Linked DNA regions of Homo sapiens: regions 2 and 3 are each linked to region 1. A link is a contact called in ENCODE Hi-C or POLR2A ChIA-PET data. All regions are on one chromosome and are shown on one strand. The core of a region is the stretch at or near the end of the contact, and the rest is flanking DNA. Distances in the headings are between cores, read along the strand shown. Region 1 has its middle 53 kb from the start of TUT7. Region 2 holds the start of LINC02872 (long intergenic non-protein coding RNA 2872). Region 3 overlaps GAS1RR (GAS1 adjacent regulatory RNA).

Evidence for each region. A loop is a pair of places that touch in the nucleus more often than their neighbours do. ChIA-PET counts read pairs that join two places held with the same protein, here RNA polymerase II (POLR2A). Pooled maps may share reads with other maps.
Region 2: a map of dorsolateral prefrontal cortex shows a loop between it and region 1 (2.8-fold over the local background). The contact joins the promoter of LINC02872 here to the enhancer-like site in region 1. A Hi-C loop is called at or near these places in 1 of 168 maps with a recorded cell type or tissue (dorsolateral prefrontal cortex) and 1 of 50 pooled maps.
Region 3: POLR2A ChIA-PET joins it to region 1 with 10 read pairs in MCF 10A. The contact joins two enhancer-like sites. POLR2A ChIA-PET finds 5 or more read pairs at or near these places in 2 of 52 experiments (MCF 10A and Panc1).

Annotation. Positions count from the first base shown.
Region 1 is chr9:86,405,547-86,409,251 of GRCh38, forward strand. No RefSeq gene overlaps it. Among named protein-coding and RNA genes, the nearest start is that of TUT7, 53 kb to the left of the region's middle. Within about 2 kb of position 1,670, at least 11 of the 41 ENCODE cell types and tissues checked have a DNase peak (open chromatin) inside an H3K27ac peak, as active enhancers do.
Region 2 is chr9:87,146,611-87,150,315 of GRCh38, forward strand. LINC02872 (long intergenic non-protein coding RNA 2872) reads left to right here and starts at 2,034. Exons shown (of 2, transcript NR_161226.1): 1 at 2,034-2,288. RefSeq lists enhancers at 1,637-2,145, 2,146-2,653.
Region 3 is chr9:86,982,207-86,985,911 of GRCh38, forward strand. All of the region lies in intron 3 of GAS1RR (GAS1 adjacent regulatory RNA), which reads left to right. Among named protein-coding and RNA genes, the nearest start is that of GAS1RR, 35 kb to the left of the region's middle. Within about 2 kb of position 1,830, at least 7 of the 41 ENCODE cell types and tissues checked have a DNase peak (open chromatin) inside an H3K27ac peak, as active enhancers do.

The DNA.
Region 1 (3,705 bases), core at 420-2,919:
TCAACTATCTCTCATTTAAGATAATTGTTCTTATAGTTTTCCAGAAAAACCCATTTCTCCTTTTACTTTTTCCTAGTATCTCTTCCCATAAAAGGCAATGCCCCTAAATTTGTATCATTCCAGGCATTAGAGAACCAAGCTCAGAAACACTTATAAGATTTTTAAGGTTATCGTTCTCCCCCCAAAACACATGCACATTACCTTTGCAGAGTTATTATTCAAAATATAGACTTAGAAGCTCTCTGGGCTATAGTCAGCTGGTAATTAATTATAATGACTTCAAGGTATGTTAAATTTGTACGGGGGTGGGGAGAGGGTCACTTGCAGCCTCAAGAGGACAGAGCACACCGTGAACCAGTTCTGGAACCTGCTTACAGATCTCAAAAGTTCCTGCAGCAGGAGGGCTAATGACATTCTCCCTTCTAGAAAAGCAGAGTGACTCAGGATACAGATGTTCCGCCTACCCTGCATTTGTAATTATGAGCTGGCTGTGGTACTTCCCAGGGAGTCTTTGAATCATCTGTTCTTGCAATTTATCTTGCCGCTGCTCTTTTTAGAACAATCTAGGACATGTCAGCTGAAAACATGTACCAGTTGCTTGCAAAGAAAAGAATGGCTTTTTGTGTGGGGGTGGGGGACACAGAGCGTTCTCTTCCTCCCTCTCTGCTGGGGAACATGGTAGGCAGAATGAGCTAATAATTCTCAGAGAAAAAAATATGAGCCCTGAAGAACCCCAATGCCTAGAGAGCACGAAGTGAAGGTAGCTTAATGTTAGTCCTGGTGTGTATACAATGAGGGCCAGAGCTTCAGGAAGACGTGCTAATTTCACTTTAATTAACACATACTAATGCAAAGGAGATGAACCAGAGAAACTTGAATTTGCAGGCAGACTCATGAAACAAAAGTAAACCTGGTACCTATTGTGAAATCATCTTTGGTGCAGTGTGGCTCAGGAATGTGCCACTCCTGATACTTTTTTTCATCTGCACGTGAGTGTCTGGACTCTGGATTCAGAAAAACAGATGGAACTTTAGGTCAGATGGGTTCCTGAGTCACCCCGACACAGGGGGCAGGCTGTATTTTAAAAATTTGTTGAGTATTTATTTGTACAAAGCATTCTGTAAGGCACTAAACCGTAGTTTCTGCTCTAGTCTTCTTTCAATGACGGGTTCTGGGAGGGGTGATGGAAGCAGAAGTGATAGTTATTTATGTCACAGACTTTGAGAGCAAAAACGTACTTCAGAGGAATGCTTCTCAAAGATTTCTCAAATGCAGGTTCATGGACTAGTGATAATTATGAAATTAACAATTTGGACAAAATGAGAGACAAAGAAACAAGGTGAGCTTTGTATAAAGCTAAATGTGTTCAGTTGAAAAAATTTTTTTTCTTTAGAACATGTGTCCTACTTTTCTTATTTTTAAAAGACCATTTCATGGTGATTTTAGGGGAATAAGACCATTCTCCTTTACCCTCTCATTTCTGCCCCCTTTTCTGCCAGAGGAGAAGCACCTCAAGAAACTGACATCCAGATGGGAATCAAAGTCCCATTTTTGACCTAGTTAAGCCCTGCTTCCAGGCCAGCTCTCGTGAAGCTGCGATATGGACTTTTAGTTGGCAGGCCTGAGGGCAGCCTTCTACTTTCTCCCCTGAAACCAGATTCAGACAGGTCCCTTCTACAAGGTCCTTCTGACTCATTCCTGGTCACGGGCAGAGGGGGTGGAGCAGAAAGTGAATTACAGATTTGCTGAGGTCAGCCCTGCTCAGCTTGCTGGCTACACAAAGATAAAGACATTTACAGGTAACACTGACTCTGTACCTTGCCCACTGGGGAACCATGCACTGTGATGCCAGCCCTCACTCATCAGATTCAGTACTTCTCTTCCTTTTGGATGGCAGGGAAGTGGAGTGGAAGCTTTCCTCCCCGCATTGGTCTAGAGGTAGAAGTGTGCGGGGAGGAAGATCTTTCCTCCATGGATCAACATGGGGAATGCAGGGGGGTGCTGGGTAAGCTGCGGTATTCACTAAAAGAGCCTCAAGAAGCCTTGAATTTCATTGCAACCTGCCAGCATTGGATAGCTTAGAGTTATCCAAAGAATCATAAGTGTTCTTAATTCCACAGCTGGGCTAAGAAGGATTTTTTTTTTATTGAAGATTAAAGTGTTAAATGCTGGTAAAATACACATAACATAAAATTTACCACGTTAATCATTTTTAAATCCACAGTTTAATGGCATTAAGTACATTCACATTGTTATGCTATCATTGCTACTATCCAAACTGAAACTCTATGCCCATTAAACAATAACTCCCCATTCTCATCTCCTCCCAGTTCCTGACAACCATTCTGCATGTCTTTATGATTTTTTTGTTTTTTTTTTGAGACAGGTTTCACTCTTTTGCCCAGGCTGGAGTGCAGTGGCACGATCTTGGCTCACCGCACCCTCAACCTCTGGCCACAAGTGATCTTCTCATCTTAGCCTTCTAAGTAGCAGGGACTATAGGCATGTGCCACTATGCCCAGCTAAATTTTTGTATTTTTTGTAGAGGTGAGGTCTTACCATGTCACCCAGGCTGGTCTCAAACTCCTGAGCTTGAGCAATCTGCCTGCCTCTGCCTCCCAAGGTGCTAGGGTTATAGGTGAATACCACTGCACCCAGACTTCTCTATGAATTTAACTGCTCCAGATTCCTCATGTAAGTGGAATTGTGCAGTATTTATCTTTCTGTATCTGGCTTATTTCGCTTAGCCTAAGTCCTCAGGGTTCATCAATGTTGTAGCATGTGTCAGAATGTCCTCCCTTTTTAAGACTGAGTCATATTCTATTGCATGTATTTAACTGTTTGTTCTCTAAGGGATTTGAGACAAACCCTCAGCATGGTAGCCAGTACCTGCCACATTAATATGAATAGTTCTGGGAATGGCCTAAAGTTTTGTGGGCAATTCTAGCATCTTCCTGAGCACAGAGCTGGAGAGTGCACAGAGGCCCAGGGTAAATTCTGTATCTCTGCTGAGAAACAGCTATTGCAACCAAGAAAGAGGTATGGGGTGCCTACCCAGTCCCTGGGCACTATTTCAGTGGCTGCTCCCTTAAGATCCCTCCCATTGGAAGCTCGCTTGTGGATTGTACCTCAAACTATTGGCTTGCTCTTGAAAGTGCCTTTTGTGCTGGTGGGATCCTACAATCCTCTGTCTGTAGCACTTACGAAAGAGACAGTTTTGCTGTCAGGATTATGTTCTTGAGAAGTTTCTACTATACCCCAAATCAAGTGAGAGAAAATGTTGAACCTTAATGTCTTCAGCCTTTAATTTACCAAAGTCAAAGGATTTCATCTTTAGACTTCAACCTCTCTTTGAAACTGTAATCACTGATGTGAGTTTATGTAAATTTGGGCATTTTTGTGTGGTTGGCTTTGCCTTATTTGGAACATTTTAGACTTTCATGTGGTGTTTATTATAAAATGTCATGAGTTATGTTGGGTATTAGGTGGAATATAATTGGAGATGGAAAATTTAAAAAGCAATGAATTTTGGCTTTCAGTGTGTGCAGTCTTGAAGTTTTCTTCTTTCTTTTTTTCCATTTTATTTTATTTCATTTTATGTTTTTAGAGACAGAGTCTTGCTATGTTGCCCCAGCTGGTCTCGAACTCCAGGGCTCAAGTGATCTTCCCACCTCAGCCTCCTGAGTAGCTAGGACTACAGGCATA
Region 2 (3,705 bases), core at 784-3,283, 740 kb after region 1:
CTAGTAATATTCATACTGATTCTAAAACATAAGCAAGCTATTTCCTAATAAGTTTATAATTTATTTTCTAATTTTAAATATTCTCCTTTAATAAAAGAATGTTTTTAAAATAATTTTAAAATTTTGTATTGTTAATTCTACACACACACACACACACACACAAGCTTCATCCATATTTTAAAATCTCTGTCTATAGTAATCACTACCTTTGGGTTTGCAGAATTCTTAGCTAAATTATTCACTTACCTGACCACCCCCCCCCAACAAGCCCCCAAATAAAGTGAATTTCCAACATGGTGTTTGCATTGCTAATTGATGTCTACCTGCAAGATTTTCCAAGTGGAAGGTACAAAGGGAGACGGCAGGTCTCCAAAAACAGATCAGGGCTCCCTAGCCTTTGTGTGTCACCTGTTTCTAAACAGCACAATTAGAGCAATAAATGCTGCAGCCCCGTGTTTGGCCTGACGGGATGATGACCCTGCGGCTCAGCAAGGCCACGTATGACAGACTAACTACTTGAAAAAGGACTCTCTTGAGGGTTACTTAACACAGTCACCTGTTGATTTATGAACACGCACACTCACACATACCTTGTCTCACCCTTTTAATCATATCAATTTGCTGCATCTCAGCAAAAGAAAAAAAAACCGAAACCACTAATTACTCACAAATAAGTCAATGGCAAAGCTCCACATCTGCTCAATCTGGATGGATGAAGTTTGTAAACCACTAACACTTCATTTTCCCCTATTTTGTAATGAATTTTTAATTACATAAGAAATAAGTGAATTCATTCTCTTCTGAAATATTAGGACATTTACTCAAAAGTGCCTTTTGACCACATTCTCCAATTTCTATCCCTCTGAACCCTCCCCTTGGATAGTTTGGGGTTTGGGGATTTAGCCTTGCAGTCCTTTTATATATGGTCTATAGTAGCCTATAGTGCAGCACAGAGAGCGGTATTTCTTCATGAGGGTTTTTCTTGTTTTTCTTTTCTTCTTTCTCTCTCCCTCGCCCTCATTCTTTTCTTACATAAATGGTTTCATACTGCAGTTTCATTCTGCAAATTGCTCATTTTTTTTTTGAGCCTTATCCCAGGCTAGTTCAACTAGATCACTTTTATTTATTTTAACTGCTGTATACAATTCCATCATATAAATACAGCACACACACACTTTACTTATTCCCTGTTTGATTCCCTGTTGATAAACAATCCAATTTTTCACCATCACAAGCAATGCCACCACGTACATAGTCATATCTGACAATCCATGTCCACATGTTCCTCCCACCCAGGCACACCAGGTCCATTGCCACCACACTGAAATGTCAGGCAGCTTGACAATCAAGTCACGTGGTGCCTGGGTCTCAGTTCTCCGCGTTCTGGAACTCGGTGGAGCAGGGCTCTTAGGGTCTTGTGGCCACCTCACCGGGTCAGACTCTCCCCGAGGTGGGAGGACAAGCTAATAGGAGAAACAGGGCCATTTCTTCACCCAACCACTCAGGCTGCCAGACTCATTTTCAGATTCAAATGCAAAATTTCATTATTTCCCCTCAAACCTAAAACCCCACCTAAAGGCGGTTGAGTATTTGGCATTCCCTCTACATTGATCCTGGCTGAGGAGGGCCCGGGGGACTCAGGTCTGAGGAGGACACGTTTTCCAAGGCGGCCCTCCTTCCAGTGCTGCCAGGAGAGGGAAAAGGCACTCAGGGAGTTTTTGCTGGAGATAAGAGCAATTTTTGAAAAAAAGGTAGTAAGGCAGGAGGTGGAGTCTGCCACGGGTCTCTTTCAAACTTGCTACTTTCCATCCCGTTAATACAATCCCGGCCCTGTTTCCCGGCCCCGCGGCCATTGCAGAGTCATGAAGTCATCGCAGCTGCGCCTGCAGCCAGGCGGGAACGGGAACGGGAACTGGCTGGCCGCGGTCCCTTCTGTCCCCCGCCAGCCGGAAATGTCCGCGCGCTGAAAAGCAGACGCTGCCTGCCCGGGGAACGGCGAGAGAGAGCGAGAAAAAAAAAAGCCTGAAGGCGGCGCGGCAGCCAGCGAGAGGGGAGAAACAGATTCACACCCAGGGGCCTCCGGGCAGGGCCCACGGGACTCAGGCCGTGTCCCGCTTGGAATGTGGAGCAGGCGCGGCCTCGGCGTCAGCAGAGCTCCCCTGCATCTCCTCCTGGGGGTGTGGGGGCCGAGTGGGAGAACTGGCGGACAGAGGAAAGGGGCCTCGCTCGCAAGGCCCGGGCGGGGAGGCCTGGCCTCCTGCTCAGTCGGTGCAAATGGAAAAAGAGACGTAAGTGCCAAGTCCCAAAAGAGCAAGTCATGGGCCCCGGCTTTACAATCTGTTTCATGAGTTATTCCTCCAAGCATGCCTGGCAGTCGAGTTTCTTCATTAGTGCTGCAGCAAGCAGATGGGAACATGAGCGCCCGAGAGCATGGAGGCCTCGCAGGCAAGCAGGTGGCAGCCCCCAACATTCTGGGCAGGCTCTGGGGTCGAGGGAGCACGTTCTGATGCTTAAATAGCCTCACCTTTTATCCTGACTGGGGTAGTCCTGTGTGGTGGTTTGGTGCCCGTTTTACACCTAGACCCTCTCTCTACCCCTTGACTCGCTCTCTACCCCTTCATCCATAAGTAATGTCTGCCTCCGCCTGATCCCAGGCTGCCTTTCTGGGGTTCCAGAGACGCTGGTTGTGATGAGCAGCAAAGGGCCTCACTGTCTAAGTCGCCCAGCAGTTCCCTTGTCCTCGGGAAGGCTGCATCTTAATGGAGACCAGGAAAGGTAATGCAGGGATGGAGTCTGGATGAAGACCTGCCAAGTTGCGAGGAAGGTGGAATGGCATAGACACGGCGTTCCAAGCAGCCAGGGTTAGCCAGTCAGCTTTCCCAGTGATAGAAACCTTGTAGGCACTTTATCCTGTGACCCCAACTGTCCTCCTCAGGTGTCAACTTCCTTTCCATTACCATTAACTCCTCTTATTCCAACCACAGCTGTTGTCAACCCTCTCAAACCTCTGAAAAACAGGATAAAAGCCCCAGTGGGTATCAAAATCTCTGCCTTGAAATCCTTTTGAAACAAAGATTGTTATTGAGGGAGGTTTTCAGAATGAAGAGGAGGCTGCTGCCGTCTGAATGTGATGGTATTATTAGGAGGTGGGGCCTTTGGGAAATGATCAGGGCATGAAAGTCCTCATGAGTGGGATCAGTGCCCTTATAAAAAAGGCCCCAGAGAGCTGCCTTGCCCTTCCCACCATATGAGGACACAGGGAAAAGGCACCTTCTATACAAACCAGGAAACAGACCCTCACCAGATGCTGAATCTGCTGGTGCCTTGCTCTTGAGCTTCCCAGCCCCCAGAACTGTGGGAACAAACATCTGTTGCTTATTAGCCACCCAGTGTATGGTATCCTGTTAGAGCAGCCTCAGATGACTAAGGCGGCAACTTTCCATCCCCATGTCTGCAGGCCTCAGCCCCCCTCCCACGAGCATTCTCTTCCTTCTTCATGAACATGGGATTTTGTCGGTCCCCCATAGTCCCCAATCCCTCTAGCACTTTGGTTTCATAATGAAAGACATAAGAGGAAAGAAAGATCGCAGAGAAGCAGCACATGGAAACCATCCTGTCTGGAGCAGAGGAGCGAAGAGAGAGGACAGTCTGGGGTAAGATGTTGCTGAGGAAACCCAATTGGGCTGAGGAGTGGCTGGGCTCACC
Region 3 (3,705 bases), core at 580-3,079, 580 kb after region 1:
GAACATGAGTTCCCTAGGTTAAAAGCCAGTGGCTCACTGGTCTCACTTTAAAGCTTCAACCCCAGGTTCTCCCATCCACATCTCAACAGGCCTTCCTGAAAATATGTTAGGCTACATGGCAAAGGGCAATAAAGTTGCTAATCAGCTGACTTTAAAATAGGGAGATCATCCAGGAGGGCCCAACGTAATCAGAAGCAACCTGAAATGTGGAGGAAGAGGCAGAAGAACCAAAGTCCGAAGGAACATGGTGATGGAAGCAAGATAGGATGGATGTCGTGTGAGGACTCAGCCTGCCACTGCTGGCCTTGAAGATCGAGAAAGGGGAAGGAATGCAGGAGTGTCAAGAAGCTGGAAAAGGCAAGGAGATGGATTATCCCCCAGAATCTCCAGAAAGGAATGCAACTCTGCCCATCACTTGATTTTAGCCCAGTGAGAGCCATGTCAGAATTCCAGCCAACGGAACTGTCAAGAAGCAAATTAGTGTTGTTTTAAGCCACCAAGGTTGTGGCAATTTGGGCTAGCAGTCATAGGAAACAAAGAGCAGCATCATTGAATCAATCCCCAATGTGTGTTAACTGTGGTGAAGGACCCCGGGATGCCCATGGATAAGAAGCCCTTATCTTGAATCATTCTTTGTGCAGGACTGAGTGACAGACTGTCCAAGAAGTCACAAGAAAAAGGTCACTATAACTCTCAACTTGTCAAGCTTCAAATTCTGTGTGTAGAAACAAATTTCCAAGTTCTAGTCTGTTGTAGAGATTAAAAGCTAATATCATAAGGGCCAAATTCAGCAGTCAGACTCTTTACTTGCATGGATTTTTTTAATTGAATTGGTAGCCAAGATTTAAAAATGTATCCTAAACATCAGGATTTTTGACTTTTCTTGGAAAAAAATAGAAAATCTTGCCATATTTGCATTTTCAGGATAGAAGAGTAGTGAATGTCCCTCTAGACAAAGAATGCTCTCTCTGGTTGTCACTGTCCCCACTACTGTACCGTCTCGCATCCCCTCCAACTGTCCTATGTGGTCCTCTGGGCACCTGAGTTTGCAATTCCTGGTACACTGCTTATATACAGTTTCAATACTGGCTTAATTAGGGTAAGGTACTAAAGGCAATCTAGTTAGTTGCAATGTTTCATCCTGCGTGATTGCACAGTGCCTTCATCAATTTCAGAAAAAAAACCTCAGAGATGAGATTGTTTGGCCCATTGCCCCATTCCTTCCAAATTCTTAAGCTATGCAGCACCAAGAAACACTGGCGTGGGTGCCTGATAGGGAATTTCCAGGCCTGCTTAATGACTCCAATTCTGATCAGCTAAATCTTTACTCCCTTGCGAATATATCCAAATCTGACTTCAGCAGATAAGGAGAGAATTTTTCGAAGGATAGAAATCAAGCTGGAATACTTTCAATGTGGTACACAATGTGCTCAAACAAAAAGTCAGATGATCTGATAGCGTCTTCATATGTGCAGGACTTAGAGAAATCCTTGTGCCCTTTCATTAGATTAACAGCATGTACATTCTGACATCAGCTGCAACATGAGCTGGTATTGCAAAATGTGCTTTGGAATCCTGACGCATTAATTGTTATGTTTGGCTTTATTACCAACATATCTTTTTACTCATATCTGAATGCCGATGGTTATGGGCCAACATTTTTGGAAAAACGATACCTTGCAAGCTCACACTTGAAACGGCTCTGAACAGTAAGAGAAGGTCATAGATATGGGAATAAGAGAGGAAAGTCGGCTCACAAGAGTCAATGTCCTGAGCGGCTAGGCAGGAAGGCACCTTTTCCGTGACAGCCTGTGCGTCTTCAGAACACAATGCAGTGAATAATCAGCCATAGATGGGCAAGGGGGAGGCCTGGTCGGGCTTTTGACACAGCCCTCTGTAGGCGTGATGGATGTGGAGAAACTCAACCCTTCCCAGGGGGGTCAGGTGGCACCATCAAAACAAAGAGTGCAAACAGTTCAGTCCTGGAAAAGAACTCCCCCCACACTTACCCCCCTTTCTTTTTGCTGTTTGTGCCAAAAAGTTACAGTATCCAGCCATTCCTGATTAAGTTGGAAATCTATGCAAAGAAAAGAAAAATGAAGCCAATGTGAACATGCACATATTTAAATTGTGCAAAATTTCTACAGAAATAAATAAATAAATAAATAAACAAACTGGCATTGATTTCCAAGGCTGGGTGAAAAAAAAAATCCACTTTCTGGATTAGAGGGCAAGACATTATCCAAATTGGCAAAAAAAAAAGTTCTCCCAAAACTTTCCTTTGGAGGCTGTCGATAAAAACAAACCAGAGGAGGATGGTTCTTCCTCTGACCCTGGGGCCAGCCTGAGAAGATGAAGAAAAGAAACAGAGTATGTGTGTGCCTGCTGTCCCAACCAGAAAACCTTTGAAAAATAATCTTTTTCTGCCCTTTCATTGTTTTCTTGTCTTTTTACATCTCTGAGCAGTGATTCTGTTGGGTTTGGATTTATTTGAGCTTTTGGTAAAATACACCACTACTCCTACCTCTCCTTCCCCGCTAAATCTAGGCTCCTAGGAATTTTAGAAATATCTATAAATTTGCTTAATTGCCAGCCAGTTTCTCCATTTCTAGGCAACTGGCTTCCCTTAGCTGTAATGTCAGAATCTGACCTATGGCATCAGGGTCTCGTTTATCTGATGACTACCAAATGTTAAGGGCGCCGTCAGCCCGCTTTGCATGCCTCTACAACTGGGCATTAGATACCTGGCCTTGGAGCAGGTATCTGAACAGCTCTTCAGCCCTTATCCAAATGGGTGGAAGAGAGCCAGTTGAGAAGGGAGCTTTTGGGAAGATGTGACAGTAAACAGCACCTGCTGTGTACCAAGCAATGGGCTGAGCTTTACTTTGCGCTATGCCCACAGGCATTCAAAGGGCCAATTTTGTCAGTCTTACTTTTACCAATAAAATTCATGGAGAAATTTAATATCTTGACAATCTTAAGCCAGTACATGGTAAAGCTGGCATTGCAAACCAAGGCTGCCTGCCTCTGAAGCTTTACTTATCCACAGAGTCCCATTCTTACTCCCAACAGAAACTTCTAGAAAGATACTTTGATGTTTGCTCTTTTAAACTTCTTATCTCTCATCTAATCCCTCATCACAGAGAATTCCCGCAGAGAGAATTAGATATGGCAGCAAGAGCTTTGCAGAAGTAATTATTAGCACGCCTCAGCTCAAAATTGATTTCCACTCTTGGACCCAGACTCTATCTCAGAGGCAGGCTGTCAGGATAGAAAATGAGGGTTCCATATAATTTAGGCCATTTAGATCACTCTGCTGGCCCCCAGCCACCCACAGCCACCACTGTGTTCATATGGCTTTAAACAAATAACTAGTTTTAAATAAGTAAGAATTTGGATTGTGACAGCTTTATGGGAAAATGTCAGAAGCAGAGTTGTTTCTGAGGGACTAGTTCAGTGGGCAGCGGACAATGAATCCTGTCTGAAAACACAGCATCAGGCAATTAGAGGAACACAGGGATTCCTGGACGGCCATCTACTCTCTACCTTCCTTCTCCCAGCAATCCCTTGGCTCAGTTTTGGACTTTCCCTCTCATGGTGTAAGTTTTGATTCCAGACACCCATTTTGTGTGCTTACACAAAAGGACAGGGCAATGGCATGCAAAGATCATGGGCTGTGAATGAGAATACCTGCTTTTCAATAGT